Regions from separate parts of the Homo sapiens genome. Here regions 2, 3, 4, 5 and 6 are each linked to region 1. A link is a contact called in ENCODE Hi-C or POLR2A ChIA-PET data. All regions are on one chromosome and are shown on one strand. Each heading gives the region's core, a stretch centred on a gene start or an enhancer-like site at or near the end of the contact. The rest is flanking DNA. Distances are from core to core; before and after follow the strand shown.

Region 1 (4,839 bases), core at 1,148-3,647:
TCATAAAACATTCTCTGATTATTTCAAACAAATTGGGTGTTTGCAGTGGTATACATCTAATCTCCAGGCCCCCAAGCAGAATTTCACAAAGAAGACCTCCTCCAGACTATTTTTCCCCAAAGAATACCCTGCGAGGCAGCCTGTGGCACTCTTGTTTTGCAGGAACACTTCAAGCACTGTACAGCTGCTGGGCTGTGCCTTTCTTTGGCTTAAGACCGGTTTCATTAACAAGCATGTTCACACTTCAACCGGAACATTTAAAATAACACCCGCACAATGTGTTTAGTGTCTAGTTAATTATTAAGTCTCTGAGCTTGAATTATTCAAGCAAAATTGATTGGGTTCAAGCTCCTTCCTTCTCTTTGTGTGTGTGTTTTTTAAAATAAAAATAAATTCTGCTCTCTACTTTCTAAATAATGTGGAAAGGGTTATTTAGCAACCATCAATACCCTGGACTGTGGGTGGTACCCAAGCGCTAATAGAATAGGTAAAGAACTGACAGCTTGACTCTTTTGTTAAAAAAAAAAAAAGTATCTACATCTCATATACTTCCATTGTCAATTAGCATTTAGTGAGACCTAACATGTTTTAGGTTCTCCTTTAAACTTCTTTCTAGTTATTTGTAAGTTGGAAAAGCAGGTATCTTGGAGCCATTTCTTTAGTTAACCGTACTTGAAAAAGCAGAAGAAATTGCTTCCTTCTTTGCTACCGCATCTTATGGTCAAATGAAACTGTTAAAATTGGCTTCACCATTAAAATCCATGTTGTTGAAGAATGTTTGTTGAACTGAAAAAATGTCCATAATATATTGCTAATTGCAAGCAAGAGGCTATAAAACTCTTTTATTATGTATCATTTTTGTTAAAGTGCATAGGAAAAAGACTTGAATAATAAACACCAAAATATTGCTTATTATCTGTGTTAGGATTAAACTTTTCTACTACTTTTAGAATTAGACAACACACACCCATATAAAGATGTCATGGCTGGAAATGACTGACCTTTTGTTTGAATCTAAGTATCATTCATGTCAAGACCGCATTGAAAATAATGCTGTTCTTAAGCCAGGCAAGTGTAGACGTTGTAGATTTCATAAAAGATTCACACTATTTCATGAATCACAACTTGAATCGACTTCTGTTAGCCTTCATTTTACGTCTAGGCCCTCATTTCTAATTCTTCCTCAGCTTCCATATTATCAAGATGTAAGATGCAATTGTGGACATGAACATAGAAACACAACCGCCTCACAGGTGTGGGGAAGGAATATAAAATAATTGTATTTTAGAGAACGACCATAAAGGAGATGGCAATTTTGAGAGAAAGTAACAGAACTGCAATGACCTAGTTTTGTGGTGTTAATTTAAATGTGGCATCTTCCATGAGAATTTTATAAAGGGAGCTCTCCTAAAACCGAGATTCACAAAAACCTGGAAGGGCCCTACAGGGATCAGGTGCCCTAGCTATTCAGCGATTTGCCTTTGCTTCCCTAATTCCTGCATTGTGCCACTGGGTTACAAGTGTGTGTGCGCATGCACACAGGGGTGTAGGTTTGATGACAGTGGTGAACTGCCTTGACTGCCTTCACAGGCTGAATCCCCCGCAGGCAGTAACCATGGCTAGGGAAAAACAGGCAGCCGCGAGGACAGTTCCGGAGGAGACAACACCAGGCTCCCGTAGGGAAACTTTTGGGAATGGAGATGGGGGATTCCATCCTTTGCGTGCAGACCCAAGACTTCGATGGTAGCTCGGACAAGTCTGTCATTGTTTTTGTCCTGGGAAATGACACACGAAGTGCTGTAATTAGACACCTAAGAAACGATTACTCTGGAGTGTGCGCGAACCGAATCTGGGGGGCCGGTGGGGAGCAGGTAAGGGGCTGAAAGGCACCGTCTCCTCCAGCTCTGTCGGAAGCCTAAAGCCCTCTGCTTCTGGGCGCCCTTAACAAACGCGCCAGACAGGTGATGTCTCCGAGGACGAGCAGGAGCCCCCCTTCGCGATCTGCACCAGAAGCCTCGGGGAGCCGGGGCCACGGCGCGGCGGTGGCGCAGTTCCCAGCCTGCGCCCAGTCCCGCCGCAGCTCCCGGCGCGGCCCGGTCATCCCGCCTCCATATGCTCCGCCACCGCCGCCCGGGCCTCCCTCAGCCCTCCCGCAGCTCCGCATTCCACGCTGCGGCAGCCGCAGCCTCGCCGCCTAGGCAGTCCACACCCCTCCCCTCGGGCTGGCGCAGCCACTCGGGCCCCGAGCCCGCGCCCCCTTGGGGGCCTCCGCTGGGCGCGCCGGCCGGACCCCGCCCGGCTTGGCCGCCGGCTGGGGCTGAGGCTCGGGCAGGGCGGGGGCGGGGAGTGGAGGGCGTGTGCGCGCGCGTGTGCCGGGGCCGGGGGGCCAGGCCGCCATATTGGATCCAGACTCGTCCGCAAGCCTCCGCCTCTGTGCGGCGGGACTGGAGGAGCCTCGCTGAGCCCAGGGCGCGAGCGCGAGAGGAGAGGGAAGGCGGGGGAGGGCTGGAAGGGAGAGGAAGGGAGTGGTTGGGAGCCGGGCTGCCGCAGCCTCTAGTCTCCTCAGCCGCGGAAGCGACCCCTCCTCCTGCGCCGGGCCGCCTCCCTCCTCGCTGTGGAAAGATGCCCTTAGCCCAGGGGTGTGAAGAAGGGGGAGAAGTAGCTGCCAGAGCCGCCCGCGCCGCCGCCGCAGCTGCTGCTGCTTGTGTCCTTTGAATTCAGAGAAGCACCCCCCCGCCTGGGGCGTCGGGAGCCTCCGGCGCGGCGGCCCGGTGCGGGTGTCGGGGAGACCGGGCTCTCTGCCCGGCGCGGCGCGGCGCGGCTCGGCCCACGAGCGACCACCGACATGGAGTGGGCTCGGGCGGCCAAGTAGCCGCTTCTCCGGAGCCCGGTGCCAGTGCCGCCCGCAGCCCGCCTTCCACCCCCGGCCGCGCCGCCGGTCAGGCCCTAGGGTGAAGCCGGGAGGAAAATGAAGAGTTTTCACCGGAATCCGTTGAAAATAGGACTGACTGCAAAGCCTTAAAGAAAGAAGGACCTCGGGAGGAGAAACGAAAAGCCGCCTCCGGGCAAGACTTGGCGTGCTCCGAGCCGAGGGGCTGCTTCAGGGACCTCGCCCCCTCCCTTTCCCGCTGGAGAAATTGCCGCTGATGCATTATCCAAGTGGTGGTTGGGAGGATTTGCAGCAACATTTTTGGTTTTCCCTCCCCCTTCTATGCATTCTGTTTTTTTCCTCCCTTTTCTGTTTTTCTTCTTCCCGGGAAGTGAATTGCTGATGCAAATCGGACTTTATTCATTAATGATGCAACCGGATTCGTTTCAGGATTACGTTGCACGAGTTGAATTTTGAATGAAGGAGAAGAGTTTTTTTTTTTTTTTTTAAAGAAGTGTTGACTCTCTAGTTCGTTGTACTTTTAATTATTATTTTATTTAAATATACGACTTAATTGTATTCTTTTAAAAATGCATTAAGTATATATTTTATGGTAATTTACCCTCAAAATATATGTATATGGGTGAAATTGAAGACGCTTCAGTTAAGTGAGGTTACTGGTGTGTTGGATGTTTAATTCAGCACCAGCATTGCATGACAGTTGTTTGAATAACAAGTGGTTTATTTTTAAAACCATACCTTTTAAAATTTAGGTTCAGATAATAGTAAAAGTCATCATAATAATTTAAAGGAAAACCAGCAGAAATCGAAGCAAACATGTCTGGAGAAGTGCGTTTGAGGCAGTTGGAGCAGTTTATTTTGGACGGGCCCGCTCAGACCAATGGGCAGTGCTTCAGTGTGGAGACATTACTGGATATACTCATCTGCCTTTATGATGAATGCAATAATTCTCCATTGAGAAGAGAGAAGAACATTCTCGAATACCTAGAATGGGGTAAGTTTGTAATTTTTAAAGAAACTGTTAATCTTTAGCTGGTCATTATGATTTAATTGGTATAGAGAGTTATGAGTAAACTCTACTCCGTTCAAAGAAAAAATACAATAAAAAAACAGACACTAGTTATTCAAGATTTTCCGCTAGTTTTTGGTAAATATTTTCCCAGGAGTAGAATTGTGCTGCTCAATTGTTGCCTTGATTTAAGGCCTAGCTAATGTGGAACTTGGCTATGAAGAACTTATGTTTTTAGGTCAACAGTAAGAGATTTTAAATCAATTCTGTGATGGGCAAAAGTGGATTATTGGTTACAGTTGCCTAATACATGGCACTATAATAGTCCTTCATTTGAAAGGTATTTATTGGTGGAAACATTCAGACTATGGAAATTATTCTCAAAATAGGAGGAGATATTAAAATATCTGTGTTTGCCTTAGGTCAACAGAAAGCTGAAGGTGGTGATCAGTGGGTTTTATTTCATCTCTACATAGTACAAGGAAAGGAAACTGCTAAACATGGACTTTCCAAAAATTATGTTTGTAAGATTAAATGACATAGTTTAAAAATCTTGTGATAGTAGTTAGAGAATGTTTGGGGGCAGCTTCCACTTGAGAGTTAGATTTTACTCGAAAGTTAATTTAAATCTAAACTGGTTAGGTTTTTGGCTTCATTCTTCTAAATATAGATGTGATTTAGAAGACCTACTGTAGTGGAATAGATCAATGATGTGAGCAAACGCTCCATGACCTTCAAGCTTGAAGGCTTGGCTCAAGTTCTTCAGCGTCTGCTGTTACATACAGGGCACATTCTAAGGTCCAGAAGTTCACTGTTGCAATAAGCACGCATCGTCACCCAGATCTGTCTGTAGTAGTGGTACGTTGGCTTTTGAAGGATTTTGGCCAAATATGATTTTGTACCTTTGGAATACTAATCATTTTAGTTTGTTCTTATGCTA
Region 2 (4,757 bases), core at 129-2,628, 640 kb after region 1:
AGAGCTGTTTTTCCTTAACCATCTTGCCTCTCACTGAGATGAAACAGCAGGATGGTTCCTGGGACCCAGGATCCCTTTGAACGCTTGGATTAAAATAATTTATGAGTTCTTTGTGAGTGTGTGTGGACCTGCTGGTAGTGGCTTTTCTTCATTAGAATTTGCATGCAAGATTGACACTAAGATGGCTGACTTTCACCATCCCAAACCAACCCTGTTTTTGCACCGTGCTGTAGTGGTATGAATTACCTTGCAGGTAATTGTGGCTTAGGTGATGGTACACAAAAGGCATCATACAGCAGCCAGATGTTCATTTTACTAAATGGAAAATATGACTCAGAACACGGGCCAATCTGAGCCTCCAAGCAGGCAAATTAGCCATTGAGGATGAAGTCTTCACCTCTGGAGAGGAGAGAATGTGGGAGCACAGAGCCCAGAGTCAAATGATTTGGTTGAGATCCCCCCACTTTGGTTATTTAGACTTGCTTATACTCCTCTGACCAGACTATGGGATCTTCTACAGAAATTCTACAGAAGTGTGGGCAGAATTACAAGTAAGGTGGGTTGAGGAAGTGCACAGGTGGAAGTGTAGCCGAGAGGATGCGTTTGAGGAGCAAGAGGCTGGGACTCAAGAAGGCTTTATGCAGACTCGAATCTTACATTGATAACAAGCATTTGCGTAGCACATACGAGTTTCATCCTATGAAGGATTCCATAGGATTCTCACAGCAGCCCAAGGATGTGAGCAGAGCAGTAAACAATATCCCTGTTTTATAGAGGAAGTAGAAATCGAGAAGCAGGAAGGTTGGGTAATTTGCCCAAAGTTCCACCACTAGTAAATCGCAGAACTGGGACTAAAGCCCAGGTCTTCTGACCCTCACTGGGCCCAGCGTTCTTTCCAATATGTCATCCTGCCATTTTCCCCTTCCTTCCTCCTCCCCACAGCTCCTTGCAAGTTCAGCCTGCTGGAGGTAAGGGAAGTGATCATGAGAGTTTTTCCAGTGCTGAGACGTTCTGGAAAAAACATGGACCTGTATCTGTGTCCTGATCTGTGCTTCGTGATTGGACTGTCTTGACACTCGTCTCAGGACTCTGGGGAGTGCTTGTGCAAGTGTTTCCCAGTGTGGCCGGCTTCTTGAACGCTGCTAATGGAAAGTTGTAAGAGTTCTATTTTCCTGTTTCAAGCGAGCGTTTCCCCCTTGGGGTTATAGCAACCACTTCCTCCTCAGCACCCGGTGGGTCGTGGTAAACACCAGTTACAGCAGAGTATCCCCTTCTGACAACCTCATTGGTTCCTTTTTTTTTTTTTTTTTTTTTTTTTGCCTGTAAGCACATACACACAGAGTTCTGAAGGCTAGGTCTCCTTTCCTTCTGGTTTAGAGTTTTCAGAGTACCCTGCTGTGGCCTTGGAAACAGAAAACCCACACAGAGGTCAAACGCAGTTCTCGTGGAGTCACCTTGTCATCCTGCTTTGTTTTGGAAGGAACTGGGTCGGAGGCAGCACAGTAGGACTACAGCATCTTTAACCCTTGGTAGGATGGCTGGATCCGCTGAACGCTTGTGGGTAAACAGGAAGCTCACAGCCTCAGTGGATCATTAAGGGTGATACAGAATAGACACGAAAATCTTAAGTGGGATGGGAGCAGAGCAGGACTTGGTGGGTAGATAGTGAGGAAAAGGAGGCAAATAGGGATGGTGAAGAAATCGAAAGGGAATGGGGGATACAAGGAAAGGGTCAGGAAAGGGTGAGTAAAAGGTTTAAAGAGAGGTGCTAATTTTAGATACTTAAAAGTATTTTAAGTATCTAAAACTTGTGGCTGGGTGTGGTGGCTCACTCCTTTAATCCCAGCACTTTGGGAGGCCAAGGCGGGCAGATCACCTGAGGTCAGAAGTTCGAGACCAGCCTGGCCAACATAGTGAAACCCCGTCTCTAACTAAAAATACAAAAATTAGGCCAGGCACAGTGGCTCACGCCTGTAATTCCAGCACTATGGGAGGCTGAGGTGGGTGGATCACGAGGTCAGGAGTTCAAAACTAGCCTGGCCAAGATGGTGAAACCCCATCTCTACTAAAACTACAAAAATCAGCCAAGTGTGGTGGCAGGTGCCTGTAATCCCAGCTACTCGGAGGCTGAGGCAGGAGATTGGTTTGAACCTGGGAGTTGGAGGTTGCAGTGAGCCGAGATGGTGCCACTGCCCTCCAGCCTGGGCAACAGTGAGACTCTGTCTCAAAAAAAAATGTGTATATATAAATACTTAAAAAATATTTGTAATTGCTGGTTTGGGGTTACTAGAATCTCTTCTGAATCTGTCTCAGTTTTTCTTACAGCTTTTAAAATCCATGGAACTCTATCACCAGGAGATGATTGTGGTATGGAGCTGATCACCCCGGAGTTAGTGGGGTGGCAACTGAGATCGGGGGGAAATGGAGCAGTTTGAGGATATATGGGCCGTGAAAACCTCCCAGCTCTGCCCCCAGCCATGCCATGAAAGTCATGGGGAAGAAAGGCCCCCATTTGTGTGTTTGTGTTATTAAATAGAACAGTAACAGAGCAGGTCTCTGAGCCTGCCTGGCAGAAATCTTTCTGTAGCAGGAGTGTCCTGCAACTCTCTGGTGGATTTGCAAAACAGTACAGATAGAAAAACTTAAATGGGAAACAAGCTTGTCTTGTCCTACTTTGTGGAGATAGATAATAAAGCCGAAAGGCCAAGAAGTGTAAATATATAGCATATATCTAATGTATATGGTATATGTACATATCAATCTATAGCTATGCAATATCTACACTATTTATCTATGTTTATACGATGACTCTAGGCTTCAGAAGACCTGTCAAAGATTTCCATACATCTAGAGAATTTAGAAGGATCCCTTTATAGGTGAGAGTTGAGACTTTTTGGCTGCAGGTTGGGATTTGGTGGACTAGTTCCTGGTACCACCACCTAGTTGCCGTGATTATCTTTAGACTAACCAAGGCCCTTGTGTTAGCCTTCCGTAAATCATCCCCACCCCTAAGCAAGACAGCACCTATACCTTCACAGTTTCTCCAGTTCATCCCTGTTTTATTTTATTTATTGTTTTTTGAGACAGGGTCATGCTCTGTCACCCAGGCTGGAGTGCAGTGGCACGAACATGGCAGCCTCTACCCCTGTGTTCAAGCAATCCTCCTGCCTCAGCCTCCCGAGTAGCTGGGACCACAGGTGCGCGCCACCACACCTGGCTAATTTTTGTGTTTTTTATAGAGACAAGGGGTCTCACCATGTTGCCCAGGCTGGTCTTGAACTCCTGGCCTCAAGCAGTCCTCCTGCCTCAGCCTCCCAAAGTGTTGGGATTACAGGCATGAGCTACTGCATCCGGCCCATCCCTGTTTAAATGGGAATATCCAGAAGATTGTCCTTGTCATACACTCGGTGCATTTTAGAGTGTCTTCACCACTTGTCAGAAACAGGATTCTGGTTGGGAAGGGCCATCATTCACAGTGTGGCAGGTTTTTGCTTTGTTAATTACTGGAATTGGGGTACAGAAGCCAAATGCAGGTTCTCCACCTGGGACCTTCTTCCTGTTTGTCTGCCCACTTCACACCTGTCTTAGCAGCTGCAGCCTGAAATAGTGAGATGGCTACATTGCCTGATCAAATCTGGGATTTATGTAGTGATAACACCTCCCAGGAGATAGATTTCTTCGCCCTACCCCAGTGCTTCCCACACATGCCCATGGACCAGCTCTTTATCTCTGGCATGAAGATTCCTCCCACTTCCCTGTTGCTGAGATCCTTAGGCCTTTAGAGGGCAATTCTTTCAGCAGGGATTGCAGCTCCAGGTTAGAGTGGGAGTGAGAAGAAGCCATATGCCTCACACCGAAAGACAGCCGTGGTCTTGTCGACCTAATATCTGAGCCAAGGTGGAGGACAGCTGCCCAGGACACACTTCCAAGTTGCCTTGGGGAGTGCTCTGTTTGGCCTTTGTTACAAGCAGGTTTTCAAAGGCAAAAGGAACAAGGAAGTGGGCTGATACAAAGTTGTTTGACAGGAATCCTCCCTGGTTTACAGAGATAACATTGGATAGTGATTGCTCTACACTGTTGAACTATGGAGTACGAGTGATGGTGTCAAGCATATGTCATTTTATGGCTACTTAGCATCAGTTAGTCTTGAGCCCACATAGCAAGTGGCTTCAAGAGGTGATTATTTAGCTCAGGCGGGGAGTGAGACGTGATCGCTGTCACACGCTGTCACATTTCGGTGCCTCTCTGGGTTTGATAATTAAAGGGGGCTTGGATTCTCAGATAAAAAATTTTTATTTCTCAGTCTAAAATGGAGAGTTTTAAAAAAATCCATCTTCCTCTCTCACTTGGACAATTACAGCAGCTTCAAAATGGATCTTTCTTGTTTTCACCCTTTCTCGCCTGCTTTCTGTTCCCCAGGTGTACACACAGAAGCAGCGTGAGCCTTTTAGAACATAAGCCAGACTATGACACTCCTCACTCAAAACCCTCCAGCAGCTTCCTATCTCACTGACATAAAATCCGAAGTCCTAAGAACAGCCTAAAAAACTCTGCAAGAACTGACCTCATATGTGATATATTCTCCTCTTTGTTTACTCTGTTCCAGCCACTTTGCTGTTCCTGCTGGCCTTTGAAGCTGCCCACACACCTGTCTCAAAGCCTGTGCACTTGACCGCTCCCTCTGTCTGCAGTGCCATACCCTCTGCCTGTGTATGGCTCAGCCCCTCACTTCCTGCAGAAAGACCATGGCCAACTAA
Region 3 (4,395 bases), core at 951-3,450, 630 kb before region 1:
AGCCGGCCAGGCAGCTGCCTCCTTCCTTGGGGACCACTAAGCTGCTGCTGGGAGAGTGCTTCACCCCCAGTGGAAGGGAGCTCTGTGATGCCGGAGGCGCTTGTGATGCACATTTACAATCTCACACGTCTTCTTGGAGGCAGCCTCCATGCCTTTAAGCATGCCATCATTGCAGGGGGGTGTGTGGGGGGTGGGGAGGGTCTCCCGTCCTGTCTGCTTCCCTCTGCTGCCTCTCACTTCCTGGTGCTGGAGCCAGACTTTGGGGGCTCACTGGAGCCCATGGCCGTGGGGCGGGTGGGCCTCCCACTGGGGTCGCTGCAGCCTGGGTGGGCTGGGCTGCCGTCTGCACTCCCTCTGCTGAGTCAGCCCCATTTCAAGGGAGGTGGCCCAGCCCCCTGAGCAAAAGAGGACAAACAAGTGCCCTCTCCCCACAGGAGGGGGGTCCTATGGATGGGGAAGGATGTGAGACCAGTCACACCTAGTGGAAAAGCAGAACCAGGGGCCAGGGCTCCCACACAGGACATCATGCCTTGGAGAAAAGCCACCACTCGCTGGAGTTGGATGGGTCTCAGATGGGGAAACCGAGGCCCCGAGAGGGAGTGACTGCTCAGGCCCGGTCTCCTCCCTTCCCCACCCTTGCTTTGCCCCACATGCACCTGAAGCTCACCTGGCAAACTGGCCATCAGACACTCAGAAAGGGTATGCTCACAGGGGTGACCCACATGGCCAGGCTTTCCCAGGGAAGCAGGGCCGGGAGCCCTAGGGGTGGCGAGGTTGGCTCAGATCCTCGTGGGGGCCATTTTCTGCTGCTCCTATCTTCTTTGTTTTTCCTCTGAGGACCCTCATATTCGCCTCTGTCACTGCCACTGGCGGGATTTCACAGCCTTCCGGGGGCATGTGCTCCGCCCCCCAGGTTCTGCGGTCACTGTGCCAGAATCAGTCCCTGCAGGCACAGAGGGCACTGCCTAGAGACCTGGCACCGCAGCCCAGGTCTCTGAGGCCCCTGCAGCACGTGGCTGGGCAGGCTCGCTGGCCCTGTGTCCTCAGCCTTGGCAGCCTAGCCCGTGTTGGAGGCACCATCCTGCACTGACCAGGGTCTGCAGGTGGCAGGCATGCCACCGCCAGCCTGGACCCCAAGCCCTGTTCTTGTGTCCCTTGTTGCATGGCACAGAGGCCCCATCCAGGGAACTTATAAGCCTTCTCCTGGATGCCACCCCCAGGTCTGTCTGGAATGTGTGCACCTGTATCCTAATGCCAGCTCTGGGTCCTCTGACACCATTCTGCTTCAGAAGCAGCTCCGAATCCGTATCGCAGAGGGGACGAGTCCCCGGGCTGTGACTGAGCGCTTCCAGCTGCCTGGGTGTGCACCTTCCATCCCAGGAGTCCTCTTTCTCCCCGTCCCGGCCAGGACACAGGCTCTGAGAAGGGCGTTGCCCGATGGCTGGTGTTTCATTGACTTAGCCGCTAGCTCCACTCCCACAATTTAAGAATGGGGAGACCATCAGGACCCCAAAAGGTAGAGCTACTCACCTCACAGCCCCAGCAGGCTACGTCGCTTCATTCCCAGGCCGAAAGCGGCCACAGTCCCTGCCAGAAAGGAGCGATTCTCTGGCCCCGCTCCTTGAGGGGGTCAGCATGCGCAAGAGGCGCAGGCATCACCGGCTGGCCCGACTCCTCCTCACCAAGCTTCCCCCGGAGCAGCCGCGCAGCGCCCAGCTCGGGGCAGACGGCTGGGTCCTCTGTGGAACCATCCCCGACCGTCCCGGCCTGGAGCCCCGCCGGCGGCTAGCCCGGCGGCCAACGCCTCCCCTCCCCTCCCCCTCAATCCCGCCCCGGGGGCCGCCCCAAGCTCCCACTGCAGCGCCCCCAACGCTCTACCCGCTTCCCGATGCCCGCCTCCGGCCCCCCAATGCCGTCCCGCCGTGGTCGCCCCGGGTTCTCGCACGCCCCGCCCTCGGTTCCCACCGCTCTCCGCCTCCCCTTCCTCCATCCCCGCCGGGCAGGGCGCGCCCGAGACCCGCGCCGGGAGCGGCGGCCGGGGCCCCGAGTGGCCGGGAGGGGCTGGCGGGCTGGCGCGCGCGGCTCGGGTTTCGGCCCGCCCCCGGCGCCGGCGTGATCCCCTCCCGGGCGCGGGGCGGGGCCGGGCCCAGCTGGCCGCGCTCCGGGCGCTATAAGAGGGCGGCGGCCGCGGCGCGCCCTGCGCGGAGCTGGGAGCGCGATGGTCGGCCGCCGAGGCGCGGCAAGATGCTGGATGGGTCCCCGCTGGCGCGCTGGCTGGCCGCGGCCTTCGGGCTGACGCTGCTGCTCGCCGCGCTGCGCCCTTCGGCCGCCTACTTCGGGTAGGTGCCTTCGGCGGCCGGCGCGCACTGGTGGGCGGGGGCGGCGGGGCCGGGGCGGGGTCGTCCGGAGTCCCCGAGGCACCCGGGGTGGCTGGGGCCGGGGCGCGGCGGGGCCGCCGGGTTGCCTGGCGCTGTTTGTTTGCGGCGCGCGCGTCGCTCCGTCCGCTGCGCGGCACGGCTAGAGAGGCGGGTGGACCCGTCCGGCTTGCGCCGGGCCGCGGTCCTCCGTGACCGCAGAGTCGTCGTCGTCGTAGTCGCCGCCGTGAGCAGGACTGCCTCGCGCTTAGGGACTGGGATCAGGTCCCGACTTCCTTGGGCCGCCGTGTCCTTGCCAAAAGGCTGGAGCCTGAGTCCTCAGCCCCTGGCCATCGCCCACCTAGCAGCTTCCCCCCCTTTCTCTTCTCGAGAAGTTAATTTAACAATAACAAAAATACGTACAAAATCCAGATGTTCCTCGCGCTGAGCCCCAAACGGAGAGAGAGAGAGAAAGAGAGAAATCCTCCAAGCTGGAGGAATTTATTTTTCTTGCGCTTTGCTTCTGACTCTGTGGCCCGGGCCCCGGCCCGCGGGAGCGCGTCCATGGAACCTGGCCGGGAGCGCAGGGCCCGGCCGGGGCGTCCCGCGGTGTCATTGCCCGTGCTCACGTGTCTCTGCAGCAGCGCTTTGCCGGGCTGTCGGCGCGTCTCTCTCTTCCTTTCTTTCCCTTCCTTCTTCCCTCCCCCTCTCTGAGGTCTGGGATGCCCAGTCCTGCGACCTTTACAGGGACCCTCGCTGCGCTTTGGGCGCGCTGAGGTGCAGGGTGGCGCCGTGCGAGGCAGCGCCCCGGGCCTCCCCGCCACCCTCCAGCCTCCTACCCCGAGCGCCGCCGCTGGGAGCCCTGGCTGGCCTTCGGATCCCAGCCCCCGACCTGGACGCCCTGGGCCGCTCCCTCAGCCGGGCCGCCGCCCTCCGCCGGTCACCTGTTCCCGGCCCTCTGGCCTGAGCGCCAGCGCGCGGCGGGCTGGCCGGCAGAGGGCCCCGTTGGTCCAGGAATCTGGCACCCGCCCGGGCAGGGAGAGGCCGCCTGGGCCGAGGAGCCCTGCAGGTGTATCCTGTTCTCAAAGAAAATAAAATATTTTCATGGGAAACTTTCCCTTTGTGTTTTTCTTTCTCTCCCTTTCTTCTCTCTGTTCCTTTCTTCTGGGTCGTCTTCCAGGGTCAGCCCGGTGTCTCAGTTCCCTGGGGCCCCCACCCGCAGCCCTCTCCTGGCTCCAACTGTGGGTACGGCCCTGGGCCTGGGCTGGCACGCCACTGCACGCCATCTGTGCAACCCGTAGCCTCACCCGGGAGGGCAGGAGGGAGGGCCACAGGTCCGCGGTGACTCACCGTGGCCTTGTCAGCCAGCTGTGCTTCCCTGCTCTCCGGCCCAGCGGAGGCTCTGCTTCTTGGGCTGGGGACACACCCTGGGCTTGTCCAGGCTGCAGCGGCTTTGTCCCTGCTGTGATCCGATTCCTGGAGACGGGGTGGCGCTGGGTCTTGGCCTCTCCTTCTCTGACCTATCTCTGGGCTTTGTGCCCTAGAGAAGGTCAAGGGGCTCTGCTGCTTTGTGTGCGTGTGTTTCAGCTCTCTTGCAGACAGTAAGTCCAGGCTGGTGCCAGGCGCATAGCAAGGACTTAAGTGCTGTTGTGGCTTCTCTGGCCAGGCCCCCTTGGCCCTGCTTCTTGGCTCCAAAGGACCCATCAAGGGAGAATTCCTGAGTCCTGTCTGAGGGCAGCTCTCCATGTAGCTGCCCTGTGGGAAGTCCAGAGGGCAAGTGTGCTGCCTTTGGGGACAGCTGGCATTGCAGAGGGCAGCTAGGACTCTGTTTGACTGATGGAGAATGAGCACCTTCCTGAACCAGGGGCTGGGGGGGCATCCTGGGTCAGGGCAGGCCAGGTTCCATCTGGGCTGCTGGAGGCCTTGGGCCCCCTGTAAGTCAGTTCCCAAGGTTGGGCTGGGGAGGGGAAGCAGGGCACAAAGGGCTCCAGGCTGGGTTGTGCGGAGGCCTCTCCTGCTGTGGCTCCTGGCCCAGCAAAGG
Region 4 (4,499 bases), core at 467-2,966, 770 kb after region 1:
GCTGGCCTCCTTGCAGTGTCTAAATGTGCAAAGAGAGCTGATCTGATGACACCAGCCAGGGGGACAGGCTGCTGGAGGCACCCCAGAAGAGAGAAGCCCAACTAAAGGCCACCTAACTTACTGCTCAGATAGGCTGCTCTGGCCGCAGCAGCCCCTTAGGGTAGAAAGACAAGTAAGCTCGGAGGGGAAAGTGAACGGGTCCTGCGTGGGTGGCTGTGGCCTTGGCTGTCACCGCAGCAGAGGCCCCTGCTAAGCAGGCGAAGAGCGAGGAGACCGTGAGAAAGGCCAAAGTCAAACTGAAAACCCCTTCCAGCTGGCCTCTGCTCTTGGGAACTTGGAACCATACGTTGGCAACAGGCTCGCCGACAGGGGCACGCTTTCTCCCGGAGAGGGCACTGGGGCGCCTGGTTCTTCGGGCGGGCACGGGAGAGGGGGGCACCTCCCAGCACGCAGGAGCAGCCAGTGCCAAGCTGGAGGAGGGGAGGGGCGTGCAGGCAGAGACCTGGGGGTGGAGTTAAGGGAGGGAGGGTCAGGAAAACTTCTCATTCCCTGCCTCCATTCACCCTCCTGCACCATCTCTGTAAGGGGCCTCTGCTTTAAAACGTGGGACATAGATGCCACCAGAACCCCTGCCGGCTGCCGGAGTCCTGCACAGAATTACATCGGCGCACTCTCTACTTCTCAGGAACAGAAGGGATCCGAGGGAGCTATGGGTTCATCTCTGGCCACATGCATCCAAACTAATAAAATCATCCCCCATCCCCCTGGCGCCCTGCGGGGTGCTGGCGGAAGTGCAGGTACCCCTGAATGAGGCGGAGGAGACTCTGGCTAGAGTTCTCGTCCCCACGCGGTCCGCACTCCGCGAACCAAAGGGGGCTGCAGGTATATCTAGCCCGGCTCGTCCTCTTTCCCCGGCTCAGCTGACTTCGACGCCCGGGAGTTTGATCCTCGCCGCCGAGGCCCTAGAGCTCATTCTGATCCGACCCCATTCCTCTCGGGGAAGTGGGCTCGCGGACGGATGCACACGACGGAGAGAAGGAGCAGAAATCGGGGCGCCGGGACGGGAGCCCTACTCCGAAGCCGGCAGAGCCATTCCGGCCGCCGCTGCGGGCTCCAACATTGGCCGCAAAGTTTCCGGCTCTTTGGGGCCCCGCCTGCGGGTCGGAGACCCCAGCGCAGCCTCTCCCCTCTGGGGTGCACACTCCACGCGCTTCTGCCACCTGCCCGGGGACGCCAGGAGCGGGCGGTGGCGCGTGGTCGCAGCACTTGGAGCGCGCGGCCCCGCCAGGAGGTCTCCGGCCGCGCCCTTCTCTCCCCCCACGCCCTCCCGCGGCGGGGTGGGGGTCGCAAGGGTCGCGGCAGCCGTGTCTTACCCAGTCCCGGCACGAAAGTGTTGAGGAAGAGGCAGATGACGGCCACGGGGAAGGGCATGTAGGGGATGGCGGCGCGCAGGGGGCCCTTCTTCTCGCGGACCTGCACCACCACCCCGCTGGACGAGGACGCCCCCCGGGGGTCCGCCGCCGCCACCGCCGCCGCCGCCGCCGCCGTCTCGGCGTCTTTGTGCGAGGGCTCCATGGCCGGGCGCGCTCTCAGGCAGCCGGGCAGCACGGCCGGAGCTGGCGCCCAGCGTACGGGAGCAGGAGACTGTCGGCTGCGGGCTCCGGGCTCCGCGCCGAGCTCAGGCGGCCGCCGTGCTCCGTGCGCCGCGCGGCTCGCGGAGACTCCCGCCCTCCGGCGTCCCCACACGCCCGGCGGAGGGGCGGGGAGGGCGGCGCGACACCCGGTGACAGCGCTCTGACGCCCCTCCTCGCCAGGCCCCTTCCCCGCCCCCTCCCCCCAACCAAAACCACCGCTCACAAGGAATGGAAAATCAGGGCGGAGGGAAAGCAGTGGAAGAGGACCGCAAAGGGAGCTGTTTGCCCAGGTGCTGGAAGGGGTGGACACACCTCGCCCTCCCAGACAGGTGAACTAGGAACCTTGACCACGAAGCCCTGCGAACTGGGAGTGTGTGCTTGGCTGACACCGTCGGGAAAGCCTCGAGGCTGAGTCCCCTGATCTAGAGCAAGCCTTTGGCCAGGGACATGGGGACAAGGGACGGACCGCGCGGCGCCTGACACCTAGTCGGCCTTCAGTGCATTGTGATTTAAATGATTTTGTTTGGGGCGAGCGCAGTGGCTCCCGTCTGTATTCCCCACTTTGGGAGGCCAAGGTGGGAGAATTACTTGTGCCCAGGAGTTCGAAACCAGCCTGGGCAACGTAGCGAGACCCCCCCCCCCCCGCCCCAGCTCTATTTTGTAAAAAAAAAAAAAAAAAAAAAAAATCACTTAAAAAATATATAGGAGTGAATTTGTTTCAAGTGTCAGAGAAAAAGCAATCCAGAGATCGGATCGATAATAGAGGAAACAGATTTGCAAACACCAGGCCAGGTCTCCGCAAGACTAGTTAAAAGATGGGACACTTCCCTACACACACGCACCAAAAGCAGAAAGAAATGCGCCTGTTGCAGGCTTGTTGGGAAGCGTTCACCATCCCCTGAACTATACTGGAGGAAACCTGAGCCTTCTGTGAGCCCGACGTGGTGGTTAAAGAGCCAGTGAGGACACAGCGCCGTCTGGCGTTAATAATGGGGCAGTTGGTAGAAGCAACAGCCGGCAGCTTGAGGTCCTGTTTGAATTCGATTTTCTGAATAAGGCTGCTTCGCCTCCGCACCTGGAAAAAGTAAACGGATGAAAGTTACCGCCTCTAACGTTAGGGAGGGGTTAAAGGCTTCGGAATTATCCAGACAGTCAGCAAATCGTCTGAATAATTGGAAGGGTGCAATAGCCTCCCTTCAGGAATAATAGTGATTATTATTATAAACAACCCAGGGTCTCAGAAGAGGCTAAAAGAACATGGGTTATTGTATACTTATACTTATTGTATAAGTCTCTGAATAAAATAATTTTAAAAGCAAATGGCCAGGGGTTAGTGATGATACTGGTGGACACACACATGCGTGTGTACACATACACAGATACACACACACACGAGTCATTAGCTTAGGTTTGGCAGTCAGAAGAACAGGGTTAAAAATTTTAGTCTTTGTTCAGCCACTAAAACCTGTATGGCTTAGAAGAACTCGCTTAGCCTTTTCTGGCCTGGAGTTACTGTGTTGGTTAAAATCATAGCAAGCTTCCATTTAATACACAATTATTGAAGGCCTACTAAGACTTAGATTCCAGGGAGAGAGAAATGAGTAAAATCCAGCCTCTGCCTTCAAGAATCTAAGAAATGAGCTGAGAGATACTGACAACTACAAAGATAGACTTACAGAAACAGTGAGGAATGTTGCAGCTGTGATGTGCTGGAGGTGCTGCGACAACATGGACCTATCTGTGAAGCCAGCTAGCGTGGGGGAGGCCTCGGGGAGGTGTCCCAAAGAAGGCGATACTCAAAGGGACTTGAGCAATGACTACAGTTAACTATTTGCAGATTTGTTTTATTTTCAACAAACACTTATTTACCCAAGCACTCTCTGCCAGGCATCATTCTAAAAACCCTTTACACATTTTAACTCTTTTAATCCTTACCATAACTCTACAAAGTAAGGATTATTTATTACCCCATTTTACAGATGGGGCAATTGAAGCACAGAGAAGTTAAACAGGCTGCACAAAGTCCCCCACTAATCAGTGGTAGAGCTGGCAGCTGAATGCAGGCAATCTGGCTCCAGAATCAATTCTATATAACCAGTATTTTATTCAGAGACCTAGAAAATAACCCACATTCTGTGAATATTCTTTTGCAGAGCACTTGAACTGTCTTAGGGCCAGTCAATCATTCCTCCTGGAGAAAAAGGATTTCAGGGACGTCAGTGGATTTGCATCCCCCAGTTTTCCAGATGATTTGCTGAATATCTTGGATGTCAGAAAGACATCCAGGCAGAGCAACAAAATATACAAAGGCATGGGAGCCCAGGGAAGTAGGGATGATTCCAGGAATTGCAGTGTGGCTGGCACTAGGGCTTGTGTGGGCAGAGACAGGAGATGGATCTGGTGGGGTGGACAGGCATCTAGTACTGAATGGCAAAGGAATTTGGACTTCATCTCGGTGGTGGTGATGCAGAATCACTGGAACATTTTAAGCAGGGGTGTGGCATAAGTGTTCCAGTTACTATCACTGTGTCACAAATTACCCCCAAATTTAGCAGCTTAACACAACCATTTTTTTCTGATCACAAATTCTGTGGTCAGGAGCTTGGACAGAGCACACCAAGATAATTCTTCTTTGCTCCTTGTATCTGGAGCCTCAGCTCGGGAGACTGAAATGGCTGATAGCTGGAACAGCTGGGGCTAGAGGATCCACTTCTGAGAAGATTCTCAGGAATCTCAGCCTGCCTGGACTGGGGTAACTTGAAAGCTGGGTCAACTAGGATGGGTCAGCAAAGCGCCTACACATGGCCTCCCCACGTGACTTGGACTTTTCACACTATGACAGCTGGCTTCTGAGAGGGAATTTCC
Region 5 (4,774 bases), core at 1,801-4,300, 580 kb after region 1:
CAGGCATGCTAACCTTATTCCTAATTTTGTTTCATTTTATTATTATTTTTTGAGATGAAGTCTCACTCTGTTGCCCAGGCTGGAGTGCAGTGGTGCTATCTTGGCTCACTGCAACCTCTGCCTCCCGGGTTCAAGTGATTCTCCTGCCTCAGCCTCCTGAGTAGCTGGGACTACAGGTGCGTGCCACCACGCCTGGCTAATTGTTGTATTTTCAGTAGAGACAGGGTTTCACCATGTTGGCCAGGCTGGTCCTGAACTCCTGACCTCAAGTGATCCACCCGCCTCAGCCTCCCAAAGTGCTAGGATTACAAGCATGAGCCACTGCGCCTGGCCATTTTTCCTAATTTTAGTGGTAAGTGTTTAGTACTTCATCATTAAGTATGATATTAACTTTAGGTTTTTCGCAGATGCTGTTTATCAAGTTGAGGAAGTTTCCTTTTATTCTTAGTTTCATAGCTTTGATTTTTTAACTTCAATTTCAAAAGCAGACAAATGGGTACTCTGAATAGTTAGGCAAATCTTCCCTACAGTTATAGAGAAAACTGAAAAGTTAGGCACACCTTCCCTATGGTTATAGATAATAACTATACAATATGCAGAAGTAGTGACAAGCATGGATTCTAGACCCAGATTACACAGGTTCAAATCCTGGTTTTGCCACTTACCAGCAATGGAATTTGGGGACAAACTACTCACCCATTTGCGCTTTCATTTTCTCATCTGTAGAATAAGGATAATAATGATGCCTGCCTCGTAGGGTTTTTAATGAGGATAAAAATGTATAAATATTTATAATGTGTCTAGAACAGTGTCTCGCAAATAAGTACTATGTAAAATATTCTTCTCATGTTCATTTACAATCATGGAAGACAACTAGATTCTCTCTCAGGATGCAAGCTCACTATGCTAGCTTCCAGACATGGGTTTTATTCCATCTTTTCCCCAACCCCTGTTGCTCTTGGTGGCACAGTTAGAATTTTAGACTGGTAGAATCATCAGCTAGCCCCACCTCGAGCCCAAGGCAGAAACCCCTTCTGCATGTCACACCTGACAGCTGCTGGCTGCGTTCTGACCAATAATTCTTCAGGTTGACTGCACATTCAAGAAGTCTAAGTTTCTCAGCTACGGAAGCCTGATGATGTCAGGCTGTGAGGTGGCAGTGAGGTTTCCCAGGGATTGGGAAGCTAAGTGTCTGTGCTTAATGTATGCATTGCTAGGTCCTTCAGTTTCTTCCACCATGACACCTGACATGGGTATTGGCCTCTACTAGAACAAAGGCCCCTCAGACATGAACTCCAATGACTGGGTCTCCTGAAAACTGGCAACTCCTCTTTTTTGCCCCTAGGGAACCAAATTAGGGTCAAGGAGAGGGCTGGCTTCTCTTTCTTAGGAACTGCTCAGATCCTGAATAACTGCTCAGAGACCTGAATAACTCTGGGCTCTTTTTTTTTTTTTTTTTTTTTTTTTTTAGATGGAGTCTCACTCTGTCGCTCAGGCTGGAGTGCAGTGGTGAGATCTTGGCTCATTGCAACCTCCACCTCCTGGGTTCAAGCGATTCTCCTGCCTCAGCAGCCACCCAAGTAGCTGGGATTACAGGAGCGCACCACCACGACCTACTAATTTTTGTATTTTTAGTAAAGACAGGGTTTCACCATGTTGGTTAGGCTGGTCTCGAACTCCTGACCTTGTGATCTGCCTGCCTTGGCCTCCCAAAGTTCTGGGATTGGGCTTTTTTTTAAAAAAGCCCCATTGAGGGTAGGAGGGTAATTAGGTTCAATTCTTCCATTTCTAATTTTTAAAAATTATAAAGTTTTCAACAGTGTGTGATTCTCAGGTATTCTTGGCTAGAAGATCTCTTGATTTCAGATTTAGCATGAGCCTCTTCCTGATGGAGCAGCAGGTTGCTTTGCTCACTTAACAGTATTGTTACATAAACAAGCAAGAGATCTGTGTGCTACAAGTAAAGTCAAAATTTCCATCTGAATTTCAGCTAATCATGATATAAGGACCAATTCAGGCTTTGGATGTTTCAGTCTCCTGAGCCGTGCAGCTGTGTTTTCCCTCCTTTCACTAAATGCTGTAGTTTAAGATTTAGAGAATTATGTAAAACACACTGGCAGTGCCAGGGCTTAGAAGGGGTAGGATCCCCTGCCCAGTAATGTTGGCTGATGTTCTTTCTCCCTTTTTTGCTGATAGTAGGGGAGAAAGTTTCTTGAAAATGATCCAGTCTACAGGAGACAGTCTACAAGGGTCTACAGGAGCAAGAGGGGTTTCAGACGTTACCCAAGCCTTCTTAGTTTCAGGACTATGCTTTTTCTTAAAATAATTCTGAGAATTAAGTGCAAAAATATGCGAATGTCACATGTGCCGTGTGCATTTATAAATAAATGTGACATGTAAAGGTGTATTTATATATCTACCAATTGCACTGCAAAACCATCCCCAGCTCATAGACCAACCAGTCTTCCAAAATACTACTGTGATGCACTTAAAACCTGCAACTCTGCAGGAAGGTGACCTCAATGTACCTTCTTTGAATTTGCAGAACTGTGTACAAGAACACAAACTGTTTATACAGGATTGTAGCCTTTTTTAAATGCTAAAAAGGTCCCCATGATTTGCTTTGTTTAAGACATACACTCAAAACTTTATTAAAAACATTTTTCAAAAATAGTTTCATAAAGCTAGACACATCAGCAAGCCTCGATTGAGGGGTGGAAAATGAATTGTATATCTTTAAACCGCAGAAGTTAAAAGCCTTTTTTGTTGTTGTTAGCTAACAATGGAAACTTTTTTTTAAGTGTTTCCCTCCCTCGTCTTGCCAAGCAATAGAAAAAAAAAAAAAAGAAGAAAAGAAAAACTTGTTCCGCTGAGTTCAACCCCAGACAGGCTCACAACTTCCTTCCTGCTTTCCTCCCCCAAGCCTCCGCCTTTCTCCCTCCTCCCTCCTCCACTACCCCCCCCCCCAACAACTTTTCTTTCTTTCTTTTTTTTTTTTTTAATCGTGCATTGAACAAACACTGAAGTAGCCCGGAGCAGACACTGACAGGGGCAGTATCTCCACGGTCGAAAAGGGCGTGCAGGGCCGGCTTGGCGTCGCCACTGCCGGGATCGCCGGGCCCCTGAACCGAAGAGCTTTCCCCCCTCTTTCGCACTCCTCTTTTTTGTCTTCCATAGCTTGTGAGAAAATAATTTCTGAGCATTTTTACTTTTAAAGCCATCTCGTCCCTACGAGGTTTGCGCCTCTGGGCATGTAGTCTACACAGGACCTGAGAATCTGAGAAACTGCAGGTAAGTTTGGCGGCCTTTTAATGGCTCTCGCCTCTGAACAACCCTCTTTTCCCTCACTTTCTGCTCTGGAGCGAATCTCGGCGTTCCTGGTTCCGAAACAGGGCAAAGGGGTGGGCTGGGGAGGCAGGGAAGGGGGTTTGATTTTGGAGGGTGACATGGAGTGGCGGTGGGGAGAAAATAGGGAGAGACGAGGTCTCCGCATTTCTCCTACCCGCCTTCCGGGCCGCTCACTCCGCGCCGCCTCCCTCAGCGCGCTCCAGGAGTCCCCAGGCTGGGGTCTCGGGGCGGCTCTGCTGGCGCCGGGCGAGGCTGCCCGGGATGCGGAGAAGCCCTGCGCTCCGCGGCGCTGCCCTGGGGTGTTAGAGCGCCGGCTCCTGGGAGGTTTGCAGAGCTAGAGGCTCTGTGCACCTAGGGCTGCTGCCCGGCTGCAGCCATGCACGCCCCTAAGTTCCTCCGAGTGGGCGCGGGTCCGGGAGCCCGCAGGGGCAGTCGCGTCCTCGGCAACAGGGCGCGCTGAGAGCGGACTCGCTCCGCGCGCGTGCGGCGTATACACACACGCGTGTATACACACACACTCACAGACACCCCCCCATAGGGGACGACGGCAGGGGGGCAGCAAGTACTGGTTCCGGTAAAGAGAACGTGTAGAACCTCGGTGCGCCCACACTCACAAAACACTTGTCTAGGGATAGGCGACAAGGCTAGCCCTGAAAAATGCTTCGGCTGCGGCCCCGCTGCCCGCCCAGGCCTTCGTAGGCCGAGAGACACAGCCCCAAGGCTAGGGTCAGGAAGGTAAACGGCGGGCACGCGGGCGCCCTCCCAGATCCGGGCGCTGGCAGCGGCTCGGGCAAGGCAGGTCCCGCTTAGGTTCCCTCCGAGCCGGTCGGTCTCTGATGCCCCGAGAGGGTGGAGCAGGGAGACCCTGAAGCCCAGGGCGAGGGCTGCCGGGTTGCCCTGGATAGCCAATGTTTGCTCAGGCTGGGGAGACCCGGAGACGGTGGCTGGGGTGTCCTCAGCCCGGGAGAGCTGAGTCAGCCGCGCCCCGCACACAGCATACTTAGGAGCCAAGGACTTGGACCTCGCTTCTCGCCGGTCCGCGAGACGAGTATTAGGATTGGGATTTGAAGGGACCTCATAAAGCGCATCGCAGCCTGGGGCGAGGTGGGGGGCGGGGAAGCACACCCGAAACCGCGCTGGCGACCGAGGCAGCCGGGGCATGCCCTCGCCGAGCCTCGCCGTCCCCATAGGTGAGATGTCCGGTGGCGCTGGGTCCCGGATAGATTGTGTTCCCGGGGCTCTCTCTGGGTTCTGCAGGCGACCCCCAACTCCCCCCGCGCGCCCTCCAGGGTCCTGACTTTTCTCCTTGTATCTCCACAGCCGCACGGTTGTTTATGGAGCTTTGGGCGGGGGCTGAGCCCGCGGTCGTGCCCCCAGCCCGCTGCCCAGGCCATGCCGCCCCATCTGCGCGCGGAGCCGCGGCTGC
Region 6 (5,073 bases), core at 47-2,546, 620 kb after region 1:
AGACTGGGCACAGCATTGTTGAACGTCCATTACTTACTGTTTAAGTAGCCAATGATCTCTGAAAAAAGCTTGGCTGTAAAGTTGGCAGAATGATGCACTGCTTTGTTTCAAGCCACTGTAAACTGTCTTTCCCAGTGTCACTTTTATCTCCAGTGCTTTTGTCACATGTTTTTGCTCATTTCCCCAAAGCGGAAAAATATTGCATTCCCCAGAATGACAATTTTCATTGCTGCCCGCTCAATTCAGTTTTTCATAAATGCCCAGGAAATAAACTAGCTGAGTTATTCTCCATTCTCACACATCTTCATTAGCACACACGAGAAGCTTTTTTACAGGGAATTCTCGTGTTGACCAGGTATGATAACCTGTTGCAATGTGGGTAGTCTTGGTTATATTAATGTTTTTAAAGATAAGTAGTGTTATTACTTTATTGGTCATGTATAATTACATCGGAGATCTAATTATTGAGAGTTAACAATGCTTTGTAATTGGTATTTTACGGCATGCTAAACATTTTTCTGAAGTGCTTGTACTATTAATGTTTATATTCTTTATTTCGTAGTCACTCTTTTTTCATACTGTAAAGGTAAACGGAATTCGGCTTAAGATTGAATTATCAAAAATTTTCAGGGGTCTAAACAAATAGTATTTAGAGTCCGACCCTCCCACTGTTTGAGATCTAGGAAAATAAAAGCCTTGGGCGGATGGGTTTCGGGCAGAACCGCTACGCTCTGCAAGCTGACCGTGGAGTTGGGCACAGTGTCATCCAAAGAAATGAAGATTTTTTTTTTATTAGCTCTTGAACAAAATTAATTAAAAGTTGTTACTCTTGGGGGTGAGGGGGACAAGGAAAGACAGGATTTGGGAGCCTGCTGACCTACAGTTCAACCCTACAAAAAGTATACCCATTTTGCAAATGAGGAAACCCAGACTGAAACACATCCTTTCTCCCAAGCCGGAAGCTGGCGGCCAGCAGCGCTGAGATTCTTTTCGTAAGCAGCAACAGCAGCCCCCTTGTCTTTCCCGCCTGGGGGAGCGCAAGCCAGGGGTGCAGGTCAGCATTTCAAGCCCCGCTACTGCCTCTGCTGCGGGCCCGCTAGCGCTGGCGAAGGCGACAGGGGCGGCCGCCTTCCCGTCACGTGACCGGCACCGCCGCCGAGCATGCCGGGAGACGGCGCCCCCTCCCCGGCCGCGGGCTTCCGCGCGTGGGCGGCGGGCAGAGCGCGCGCGGGAGGAGAGAGGAGGTGGGGGCCGGGCAGCGACAGGGGAAGAAACCGCGGCGAAGAAAAGCCCCCTGTAGAGCAGGCCCTGCTTCACCGCCCTGCCCGAAATCCCCCGCCGCGCCCCTGCCTCGGCCAGCCAGCGTCGGGCGGTGGGAACCGGGCCTGAGCTGAGGGCGGAGGGACTCCGGCGCCGTCCGTTCATTGTAAACAAATCGAGTGAGAAATGGAGGCACGCCTGGTTCCTGGGTCCCTTGGTGCAGGCTTTCACACCCCGGGTGCTAGCACTCGGTCTTTCTCCTGCGTAGGGGATAGGATTGTGTGTGCAGTCAGGTTTTTCTAGTAATATCTTGCACTTTTTTTTTCCTTCACCCACTCAGACATTCCCCATTTTTCCTCATAATCACTTTCTTTCGCTTCAGCATACACACTTAGCCCTTGGCAGGCAAAGTGGAATCTCGGGTTCTTGTCAGACCTCAATGTTTAAGCTGCTGAAACACAGGGCATATTTGGTTTAGATGTTTTACTGTTATGAAAATAAACCACCTCCTGCAGTTACACCAGCTCAGATTTTCCCTCGATAGGGTCAGTGTGGATTATCTATTGGAGGAAAAATATTTAATTAGAAAGGAATGAAATTCTCTTAGTTCCTTGAGGTTGGAAGGAGCTTAGGCAAGGAACAGTTAGTTAAAGGTAAGCACAAAAAATGCCAGGGGACCAAGAAGCCACTATTGGAATGCAGTATCTGTTGGCTGCTGGTTTAGCACACTGCCCCAGGCTTCCCGGTTGGGACTCCACTCAGGTCCTAGACTGACAAAATGGGAAGGCACCCTCCCAATGGGTCTTCATTACCATCTGCCGAATAAAGAGAATACCAGTAGTTGTATTTCGTGCATTTCTTGGAGCCAAATGATTGGATTAAATCTAGTCCCTTACTGTGCAAGCGTAGTCAATTTTGGTCATCTCTCTCTAGGCCTAGTGCCAGTTGTTGCCTGCCTTTGTAACCAGATAGCCACAGTGAGGTCATCAGAAGAGGATAGGCAGCGCTGCAGAAGGGAATCCTTTTTCTGTACCTCACCATGATGAAATAGGGGTAGCCGTCAAGTTGAACTTTCCCTTTTTTTTTTTTTTTCCGAGAGGGAGTCTCACTGTGTCGCCCAGGCTGGAGTGTAGTGGCGTGATGTCCGCTCACTGCAACTTCCGCCCCCCTGGTTAAAGCAATTCTCCCTGCCTCAGTCTCCCGAGTAGCTGGGATTATAGGCGCCCACCACCACACCCGGCTAATTTTTGTATTTTTTAGTAGAGACGGGGTTTTGCCATGTTGGCCAGGCTGGTCTTGAACTCTAGACCTCAAGTGATCCACCCACCTCGGCCTCCCAAAGTGCTGGGATTCCAGGCATGAACCACCGTGCCGGGCCAAGTTGAACTTTTCTCTTGGGGGAATAATTTCCCTGCTCAACATAGACCTGGTGGAATTTTCTTGTCTCTCTCTTCCCTGGCATTTTCTCTGGTCTTAGGCAAGCATTTCCTGCCTTTTCTGATTCCCTCTCTGTGTGTGCATGGGACTTAGGGGAGGAAGGAGGAGGGAGTTTTCTGTTAAGGGAGCCGTGAATGAGCAGGAAATGGCTATTTGGTACCAGTTATTCTGCAGAATTAGGGAGTGCTGATGCTGACAAGGAGTCAGAAGGATTCAGTCATCATGACATCTGCAGTCACAACTGGGTGGGTTAGTGAGCGCCCCTGAAGTGTGTGTACTCATTTCAGGCGCAGCCAGCAGCAGAATTTGGGAAGACTGTCCCACCCCTCCTACTCCCTGTGTGCTGACAGTTTGCTGTGTGCGTCTCCATGGCTCTGTGGAGCTTAAGAGATTAAGTCCTTGGAGAAAATGGGTAAAGTGAAGTTTTTTTTTTTTTTTTTTTTTTTTTTTTGAGACGGAGTCTCACTCTTTCGCCCAAGCTGGACTGCAGTGGCGCTATCCCGGCTCACTGCAAGCTCCGCCTCTTGGGTTCATGCCATTCTCCTGCCTCAGCCTCCCGAGTAGCTGGGATTACAGGCGCCCACCACCACGCCCGGCTAATTTTTTGTATTTTTAGTAGAGACGGGGTTTCACCGTGTTAGCCAGGATGGTCTCGATCTCCTGACCTCGTGATCCGCCTGCCTCGGCCTCCCAAAGTGCTGGGATTACAGGCGTGAGCCACCGCGCCCGGCCAAAGTGAAGTTTTTAAGTAGGACTGTTGTTAGGAAGATGTTAGCACAGTTAGAATTTGTAGGAATTCTACTGTTGGGGTGTCACTTTCTGTTCTGTTGAAATGATACTTCTTCCAAAAGCAGGAGTTCTGAGCTTATATAGCAGACAGCCTTGCTGCGGCTCACACAGACCCTGCGTGGCTAGCTTCTGGTCAGAGTGCCAAAAGCATTTGAAGTGCCTGGAGGTGTGTTAGCATTAGAATCAGTGTCATTGGGTAGCTGGGACATTGTGAGAAGTCTTGTCCACGTCTATAGAAACAGTTTCAGACTGACTGCTTGCTGGTTTCTCATTGAAGGCACCGTGTGCTCCATGTAGTGCTCTACGTAATCTAACATCCAGAGTCAAAGCAAAAGCTGCAAATGATGACAAACCCAGATCCAGAAAAAGACACAGGCCTTGACAAGGTGGTGAATTTCTTCTGAGCTTCCCAGCATCTCTTTTTGTGTTCTCTTCCTCTCTTGCTTGAATTTTGTTTGGGCCCCCACTCCCTTCTCATTCTGATAAAGGTAGAGGGGCTCAGAAGGTGGTGTTCTGCAGGCAGTGTAACCTTTGGGAAGAAGAAGCAGGCTCTGGAGTCAGAGCCTGAGTTTCAATCCTAGCCTGGCCAATCACTAATATCATTCTAGGCAAGCTATTTTCTGTGAAAACACTTTTGGCATTGGGTTTATGTGGGAACTCAGCAATGTGTGTAAAGCGCCTCACATATATATTAAATCGTATTAATAGCTGTGATGATGGTTAATACTGAGTGTCAACTTGATTGGATTTAAGGTTGCAAAGTTCTGGGTTTTTTTTTTTTTTTTTTTTTTTTTTTTTTTGACGGAGTCTTGCTCCGTTGCCAGGCTGGAGTGCCGTGGCGTGATCTGGGCTCACTGCAATCTCCGCCTCCCGGATTCAAGTGATTCCCCTGTCTCAGCCTCCCGAGTAGGTGGGACTACAAGCGTATGCCACCATGCCTGGCTAATTTTTTGTGTTTTAGTAGAGACGGGGTTTCACCATGTTGGCCAGGATGGTCTCGATCTCCTGACCTTGTGATCCGCCTGCCTGGGCCTACCAAAGTCCTGGGATTACAGGCATAAGCCACCGTGTCTGGCCAGTTGCAAAGTATTGATGCTGGGTGTGTCTATGACGGTGTTACCAAAGGAGATTAGCATTTGAGTCAGTGCACTGGGAAAGGCAGACCCACCCTTAATCTGGGTGGGCACCATCTAATTAGCTGCGAGTGCAGATAGAAAATAAAGCAGGCAGAAAAACGCGAAAAGACTAGACTGGCCAAGCCTCCCAGCCTACATCTTTCTCCCTTGCTGGATCCTTCCTGCCCTTGAACATCAGACTCTGAAGTTCTTCAGTTTTGGGACTTGGACCAGCTCTCCTTGCTTCTCAGCTTGCAGACAGCCTATTGTGGGACCTGTGATCATGTGAGTTAATACTTAATAAACTCCCCTTTATATATTTATCTATCCTATTGGTTCTGTCCTTCTAGAGAACCCTGACTAATAGAATAGCTTAGTGTTTGTCTGTCTTTCTTTCTTTTTCTTTCTTTCTTTCTTTCTTTTTTAATTAATGAAGCTCTGCTGTACTGGGTGCTATGAAGAATATCCCAGA

The links. Hi-C counts contacts between places; a loop is a spot of excess contacts on that map. ChIA-PET counts read pairs that join two places held with the same protein, here RNA polymerase II (POLR2A). Pooled maps may share reads with other maps.
Region 2: a loop to region 1 is called in a map with no recorded cell type, with 3 times the contacts of the local background. The contact joins the promoter of ITPKB-IT1 here to the promoter of CDC42BPA in region 1. A Hi-C loop is called at or near these places in 1 of 37 single-sample maps with no recorded cell type and 3 of 50 pooled maps. POLR2A ChIA-PET finds 5 or more read pairs at or near these places in 1 of 52 experiments (PC-9).
Region 3: a loop to region 1 is called in a map of gastrocnemius medialis, with 19 times the contacts of the local background. The contact joins the promoter of WNT9A here to the promoter of CDC42BPA in region 1. A Hi-C loop is called at or near these places in 2 of 168 maps with a recorded cell type or tissue (gastrocnemius medialis and sigmoid colon) and 10 of 50 pooled maps. POLR2A ChIA-PET finds 5 or more read pairs at or near these places in 1 of 52 experiments (A673).
Region 4: a map of MCF 10A shows a loop between it and region 1 (6-fold over the local background). The contact joins the promoter of STUM here to the promoter of CDC42BPA in region 1. A Hi-C loop is called at or near these places in 2 of 168 maps with a recorded cell type or tissue (MCF 10A and chondrocyte) and 5 of 50 pooled maps.
Region 5: a loop to region 1 is called in a map of MCF 10A, with 4 times the contacts of the local background. The contact joins the promoter of ITPKB here to the promoter of CDC42BPA in region 1. A Hi-C loop is called at or near these places in 1 of 168 maps with a recorded cell type or tissue (MCF 10A), 3 of 37 single-sample maps with no recorded cell type and 13 of 50 pooled maps. POLR2A ChIA-PET finds 5 or more read pairs at or near these places in 1 of 52 experiments (HEK293).
Region 6: a loop to region 1 is called in a pooled map, with 4 times the contacts of the local background. The contact joins the enhancer-like site here to the promoter of CDC42BPA in region 1. A Hi-C loop is called at or near these places in 3 of 50 pooled maps. POLR2A ChIA-PET finds 5 or more read pairs at or near these places in 3 of 52 experiments (H1, HEK293T and WTC11).

The regions. Positions count from the first base shown.
Region 1 is chr1:227,316,050-227,320,888 of GRCh38, reverse strand. CDC42BPA (CDC42 binding protein kinase alpha) reads left to right here and starts at 2,397. Exons shown (of 37, transcript NM_001394014.1): 1 at 2,397-3,884. The coding sequence starts at 3,707. It overlaps LOC124904531 (a long non-coding RNA gene), which reads right to left and starts at 2,297. Exons shown (of 2, transcript XR_007066911.1): 1 at 1,891-2,297; 2 at 828-1,775.
Region 2 is chr1:226,671,689-226,676,445 of GRCh38, reverse strand. ITPKB-IT1 (ITPKB intronic transcript 1) reads left to right here and starts at 1,378. Exons shown (of 2, transcript NR_103784.1): 1 at 1,378-1,529. The region is part of intron 2 of ITPKB (inositol-trisphosphate 3-kinase B); the gene reads left to right. RefSeq lists a silencer at 247-396.
Region 3 is chr1:227,945,737-227,950,131 of GRCh38, reverse strand. WNT9A (Wnt family member 9A) reads left to right here and starts at 2,200. Exons shown (of 4, transcript NM_003395.4): 1 at 2,200-2,339. The coding sequence starts at 2,245. LOC124904533 (a long non-coding RNA gene) reads right to left here and starts at 4,274. Exons shown (of 2, transcript XR_007066912.1): 1 at 3,705-4,274; 2 at 2,829-3,430. RefSeq lists silencers at 2,086-2,165, 3,269-3,378 and an enhancer at 2,246-2,295.
Region 4 is chr1:226,545,981-226,550,479 of GRCh38, reverse strand. STUM (stum, mechanosensory transduction mediator homolog) reads right to left here and starts at 1,716. Exons shown (of 4, transcript NM_001003665.4): 1 at 1,374-1,716. The coding sequence starts at 1,575. RefSeq lists a silencer at 2,438-2,732.
Region 5 is chr1:226,737,558-226,742,331 of GRCh38, reverse strand. It overlaps ITPKB (inositol-trisphosphate 3-kinase B), which reads left to right and starts at 3,050. Exons shown (of 8, transcript NM_002221.4): 1 at 3,050-3,291; 2 at 4,669-4,774. RefSeq lists enhancers at 3,044-3,293, 3,917-4,416 and silencers at 3,514-3,753, 4,724-4,774.
Region 6 is chr1:226,699,679-226,704,751 of GRCh38, reverse strand. The region is part of intron 2 of ITPKB (inositol-trisphosphate 3-kinase B); the gene reads left to right. Among named protein-coding and RNA genes, the nearest start is that of ITPKB-IT1, 27 kb to the right of the region's middle. RefSeq lists a silencer at 1,051-1,480. Within about 2 kb of position 1,296, at least 35 of the 41 ENCODE cell types and tissues checked have a DNase peak (open chromatin) inside an H3K27ac peak, as active enhancers do.